Linked DNA regions of Homo sapiens: region 2 is linked to region 1. Evidence: chromatin contacts called from ENCODE Hi-C or POLR2A ChIA-PET data. All regions are on one chromosome and are shown on one strand. The core of a region is the stretch at or near the end of the contact, and the rest is flanking DNA. Distances in the headings are between cores, read along the strand shown. Region 1 overlaps XPO6 (exportin 6). Region 2 has its middle 29 kb from the start of GSG1L.

Region 1 (2,700 bases), core at 140-2,639:
GCTATTTATTTTCTATGACTTATGTTCCTCAATTCCTCCATTCCTGCCTTCTTTTGTGTCAAACAGGTATTTTCTAGTGCTGCATTTTAAATCCCTTGTCCTTTCTTTTACTAAGTATTTTCAAGTTATGATCTTAGCAGCTGCTCTGGGGATGATAGGCACTGCATATAAATATTACCTAATTCAATGATTTCATGCTTTTAACAGCTGTGAGAAGTAAATGGTATCAATATTTTTCTGATGAGGAAACAACAATTAACAGAAGTTAAATAAACTGCCCAAGGCCACAAAGCTATTTCGAACCTAGGGCCCCCTAATTCAAAATCATGTTCTCGCTACACATAAATCACCAATGAAGTGTTTTGTTTTGTTTTGTTTTGTTTTTGTTTTTGGAGACAGAGTCTCCTCTGTCACCCAGGCTGAAGTGCAACGGCGCAATCTTGGCTCACTCCAACCTCCGCCTCCCCAGGTTCAGTGATTCTCATGCCTCAGCCTCCCGAGTGGCTGGGATTACAGGCATGACCCACTAGGTCTGGCTAATTTTTGTATTTTTAGTAGAGACAGGATTTCGCCATGTTGGCCAGATTGGTCTTGAAATCCCGACCTCAGATGATCCACCTGCCTCGACCTCCCAAAGTGTCAGGATTACAGGCGTGATCCCGCGCCCAGCACCAATGGGTTTTAAGCCTGCTCCACCCAACTCCCAAAACCTAATCTTTAGTCCATTTTAAGAAGACTTAGAAACTAAAAAGAGCCTGGGGAAACCCTGACCCTTTGATTTGTGTCTAAGAATAATTTCTCAAAGAAATACTCAGAGCGGTAGGTTTGGATATTTCCCACATGTAATAAGAACCCAACTCAGAAGATACCAAGTTATAAGCAACAATTGCTACCACAAGGACCAACAAACTGCTCATTTTCAAGAACAAATCATGTTGCCTAAATACTCGCCTATCCTGAAACGCTTCTAAGATAAGTTAAGGGACTGCTCCCATTCACAGAGCAAACCACCAGTGCTGGTTAGTAAGCTCTCCACATCAATCTGCTCTCCAAAGCTATGATGCTGGGGCTGAGACTCAAAGGACACTTTGTTTCGGTCTGTTAGGTTCTGCCAGCAGGGACACTGGAGGGAGACTGGAAGGCAGAAGGGACAAAAGGACTGCATCCTTCCTGTGGGCTTGCTGTCCTGGCAGTGCTGCCCCAGCAACAGACACCTGGCAGAAGCAACTGGTTCCGGTTTCCAGCTTCATTCCACATTCCCAGAACTAGTATCGTGCACCCTCAGAGGTGGAGGCAACACCCTCTCCTCAAAGGAATGGTCCCAGTTCGAAAAGATCCCTCCTCTGAACTCCTGTGGCAGCTAGATGGGGCCCTCTCTTCAGAGATCTGAACCCTAGTTGCTCAGGGACCAAGCAGTGATCTTCCAGATTTTGACAGCCCCAGCTTCTTGCCTTTGTACTTCTAGCCTTAGGGGTGAAGCCACTTCCTGTACTTATCAACTGTGTTATCTCAGTGTTTCCTCTGAAACCTATTTAATCAATTTCCTAAAATGAATTTTCTGTTCAAATAATTAAGTATGGTTTCTGATTTCCTGACAGGACTCTAATACACCACCCAATCTAATACAGTTGAGTACTGGGACAACATGATAACCAAAGTTAAAAGATATCCAATACCAAGACCAAATACAGTCCATTTAGTCCAGGAGGTACAGCCCATGTGATGAGAATCAGTCTACAGACCACTTACAAATCCTCCTGGATTGTCCCATTTCAGATTTTGGTGACCAGAGTATCTTTTTTTTTTTTAACTTAAAAATTTAACCTATGCCAAAATTGACATTTGTATTTATTTACTTATTTTTTAACATAATTTCAACTTTTATGTTAGATTCAGGGGATACATGTACAGACTGGTTACCGGAGTATACTGCGTGATGCTGAGGTTTGAGGTATAACTGATCTCCTCACCCAGGCACTGAGCATAGTACCCAATAGCTTTTCAGCCCCTGCCCTCCTCCCCACTCCCTCTCTATCAGTCTCCAGTGTCTGTTGTTGCCATCCTATGTCCACGAGCACCCACTATTTAGCTCCCGACAGCTCGTTTCTTAACTAGAGACAGAGACACTCCCTACTTGCCCATATCCAGCAATGACTCCCCAACTGTATGCAAACGACTTAACAACCTAACACACGCCAGCCCTAAAGTAGACTAGCAACTGAACAGGGCCCAGGAAAGAATGCCGGCAGGGAAAAAGGCACTAATAAAATCTGCAACGTCTGTGGGAAAATTCACCCAATAAAGTCAAAATCCCACTTAGTAAACTCCATAGAAAGGTAAGATCAAACATTTAGGCCTAGAGTTTATGTTTTTGCCTTTGTTCAAGACATAAATTTCTAAAGTTACAGAAGTTCCACACTATAAATTGCTGTGACAGATCAAAATATTTCCACAATTCTCCTAGGAAAGAAAATCTACTTCAGACCAGAGGACAGATGAATTTTGTCATCTATAAATTGTCTTGCTGTGCTAAAAGGAAATTTAGAGACTTTCTATGCAAATGTAACCCTAAATTAGACCTAAAATCTTAACTGGCAATTGGCAACTCTGGCTGCAAAAAAAACCCGTATCGCTTAGAAAATTAAGTCCAAGTAGGAACCAGGCAAACATGCACATAGATCACTGATCTCCCAAAGTGTC
Region 2 (2,967 bases), core at 204-2,703, 44 kb before region 1:
AGGTAAGCATTTGCTCTGAAGGCAGGGAACCCTAAGGGGGTGGGTGTGTGTCTCTAGAAGGCAGGCCCCCGCTGGTCTCTTGTGGCAGGGGAGGGACAAACCAGTTTTGGAAATGCCTCCGTACATAAAAGCCTCCCGAGGTGTAGCCCTCCCCAGGCAGGCTCTGTGAGGGGAGATTGAGATGCTACGCACGTCCTTCCCCAGAGTCTCAATCAGTCTTCCTCGAGTGCCCTTCAGAGGCTGGAAGCAAGGTCGCCGAGACACGGGGAGCTCAGGAATCAGCTCCAGTGTGGCACCCAGGGACGGTGCTGGGGAAGGCAGGCATGGGTAGGCTGCAGCCTCTGCTAATTGGGGATCACCATCCTCAGGTACTACCCCGACAACAGGCTCTGTCTCTGGCCTCAGCCACCAATAATAGTGCCGGACACCCATGTAGGTCAGAGGGTCCCCAGACTACCTCCCACGACCCTCCACAGAGGCCACTTCTACCTGACTGGCCCCAGTCCAGGGCTTAGGTTCAAACTGCCACAGACAGCTGGGGTCTCTAGGGTCCGTGAGAACCACCAAAAAGAGTGTGTGCCTCAGGGGGCAGAACCCTGCCAGGCAGTAATATGATTTATTCCCACTGAAAGTCAGAGGTGTACAGCTGGGCCAATGCACACAAATGCAAGGAAAGGGCTGAAAGCCACCCACTGAAATGTTATATGGTTTAGGCGAGTCTTTTTATCTGCAAATAATAATCTGTAATAAAGAGGAGGGAGGGGCGGGGCCCGTTGGCTCACACCTCTAATCCCAGCACTTTGGGAGGCCGAGGCAGGAGGATTGCCTGAGCCCAGGAGATGGAGGTTGCAGTGAGCTATGACTACTCCACTGCACTGCAGCTTGCACAACAGAGCAAGACTTTGTCTCAAAAAAAAAAAAAAATTAAAAAGAGAGAAGGGGAAAAAATTAAAAACCTGAGTGTCTTTTTTTTTTTTTTTTTTTTTTTTTTGAGATAGAGTCTCCCTCTGTTGCCCAGGCTGGAGTGGTTCAATCTCAGCTCATTGCAACCTCTGCCTCCCAGGTTCAAGTGATTCTCCTGTCTCAGCCTCCCAAGTAGCTGGGATTACAGGTGCCCACGCCACCACGCCCAGCTAATTTTTGTATTTTTAGTAGAGACGGGGTTTCATCATACTGGCCAGGCTGGTTTCGAACTCCTGACGTCAGGTGATCCACCCGCCTCCGCCTCCCAAAGTGCTGGGATTACAGGCGTGAACCACTGTGCCCAACCAAAACCTGAGTGTCTTTAAAAAAAAAATCTACCTGTTGCCAAAATGCCTGCCGCCTACGTCAGGTCTGTGGATCTCTGGGACGTTTCATTGAAATACTTAACTTTCCAACCCACCCCTTGGTACCTGACTGACCCAGGGAAAGCTTCTGCCACCCTTCAGAGGCCCCTGGGGGCTCTGAGTCAGGCTCTGACCAGCACCACGGAGCTCTCTCTGCCCACCCCAGGAGGCCGCATAACCCGGCCTGCTCTCAATGCCTGCCCCCACTCAGCACCTCCAAGCCCTGAGGCAATTAATTAACAAGGCTTTTAAAAGATGTTTTCAAATGATACAAACAGGGAAGGGCGGAAAAGGGAGTCCTTGAGCTACAGAAATTCTTCACTGAAGAGCCTTTCACGTAAGTGCTTTTCCCTAAGGAGCCCAGCAAGGTAAGGCCACGGTGTTCTGAGCAGACACCAAGGACACGGTTTCATTATGTTGAAAATTAGTTAGAAGATGCCTCAGCGGGGCTCTAGACCTCTTCCTTGAAGAAAAACCCATTTGGATAAATCTGAAAAATCCTCCTGCACATAAGAATTTTTTGGTGCCTGCTCTGAGCCAAGCCCTACGCTGCCTGCTAGGGACAGAGAGCCCCCCACTGCCTGCAGGTTCTCATGGTGGTAGGGGTGACACCACGGTTCCTGGGACAAGAGGGGACACAGGTGCTGCGGGGCAGCGAGGAGGAAGGGGCGCTTGGCAGGGCCTCACAGAGGAGGGCTTCACAGAGATTGGAGGAGGAGGCTTTGGAGGGGTGAGGGAGAAGGAGGGGGATTGATGGGGCAGCCAGAGTCATTTCAGGGGAGCACCTCAGCTTTTCCCAAGGGCTGGTCTCAGAGATGAGCCACAGTGATCAAACCACAGTCACCAAAATCCTCCGTGCACACAACACAAGGCCCATCTCGGAGCTGACTCCACCTAAGGAGGAACCAGCTACTGCATGTGCAGTGAAAAGGAGTCCTTCGCCTGCAGCCGGGCACCAGGCTTGTAGAATTCAGCAAATAATAGTTATTAATAAATGGCCAACAATCATGGCTCTTCTGCCCAGGCCCAAGGAGCCAGCTAGAACTGTCAGCAACCTTCCTCTCCTGGTCTCAGCTCCTCTGCAGAGGTCTCACGCTGGAGAGGGACACTGGGACAAGGATGTGGCTCAGAAGTGGGCAGGCCTGGTTAGGCCACTAACCAATTAGAGTTCTGAATCTCCAAGACCCACAAAACCAGGGGCTGATTTGGTCAAATCTGTGATATTTTTCCTCCTTCAGAATAGAAACCAGTCCCCAGAAATATCCATAAAAGCCTCAGACACATCTGACCCAGCAATTTCACATGCAGGAATCCAACCTATGGAAACAATCAAACACACAGATTTACACACAAGGATGATCACTGCATCGTCAGTGACAGCCTTAGATATTTGTAGAATATCAGTGATAGCCTTAGATATTTGTAGAATATCAGGCTGGGCGCAGTGGCTCACGCCTGTAATCCCAGCACTTTGGGAGGCCCAGGCAGGCGGATCACTCGAAGTCAGGAGTTCAAGCCTGGGCAATGTGGCAAAACCCCGTCTCTACTAAAAATACAAAAATTAGCCAGGCATGGTGGCAGGCACCTGTAATCCCAGCTACTCGGGAGGCTGAGGCAGGAGAATCACTTAAACCCAGGA

What was found. Hi-C counts contacts between places; a loop is a spot of excess contacts on that map. ChIA-PET counts read pairs that join two places held with the same protein, here RNA polymerase II (POLR2A). Pooled maps may share reads with other maps.
Region 2: a map of heart right ventricle shows a loop between it and region 1 (5-fold over the local background). The contact joins two enhancer-like sites. A Hi-C loop is called at or near these places in 1 of 168 maps with a recorded cell type or tissue (heart right ventricle) and 1 of 50 pooled maps. POLR2A ChIA-PET finds 5 or more read pairs at or near these places in 7 of 52 experiments (AG04450, B cell, CD8-positive, alpha-beta memory T cell and 4 more).

The regions. Positions count from the first base shown.
Region 1 is chr16:28,135,847-28,138,546 of GRCh38, forward strand. All of the region lies in intron 9 of XPO6 (exportin 6), which reads right to left. Among named protein-coding and RNA genes, the nearest start is that of GSG1L, 73 kb to the left of the region's middle. Within about 2 kb of position 1,390, at least 5 of the 41 ENCODE cell types and tissues checked have a DNase peak (open chromatin) inside an H3K27ac peak, as active enhancers do.
Region 2 is chr16:28,091,563-28,094,529 of GRCh38, forward strand. No RefSeq gene overlaps it. Among named protein-coding and RNA genes, the nearest start is that of GSG1L, 29 kb to the left of the region's middle. RefSeq lists an enhancer at 1-795. Within about 2 kb of position 1,454, at least 6 of the 41 ENCODE cell types and tissues checked have a DNase peak (open chromatin) inside an H3K27ac peak, as active enhancers do.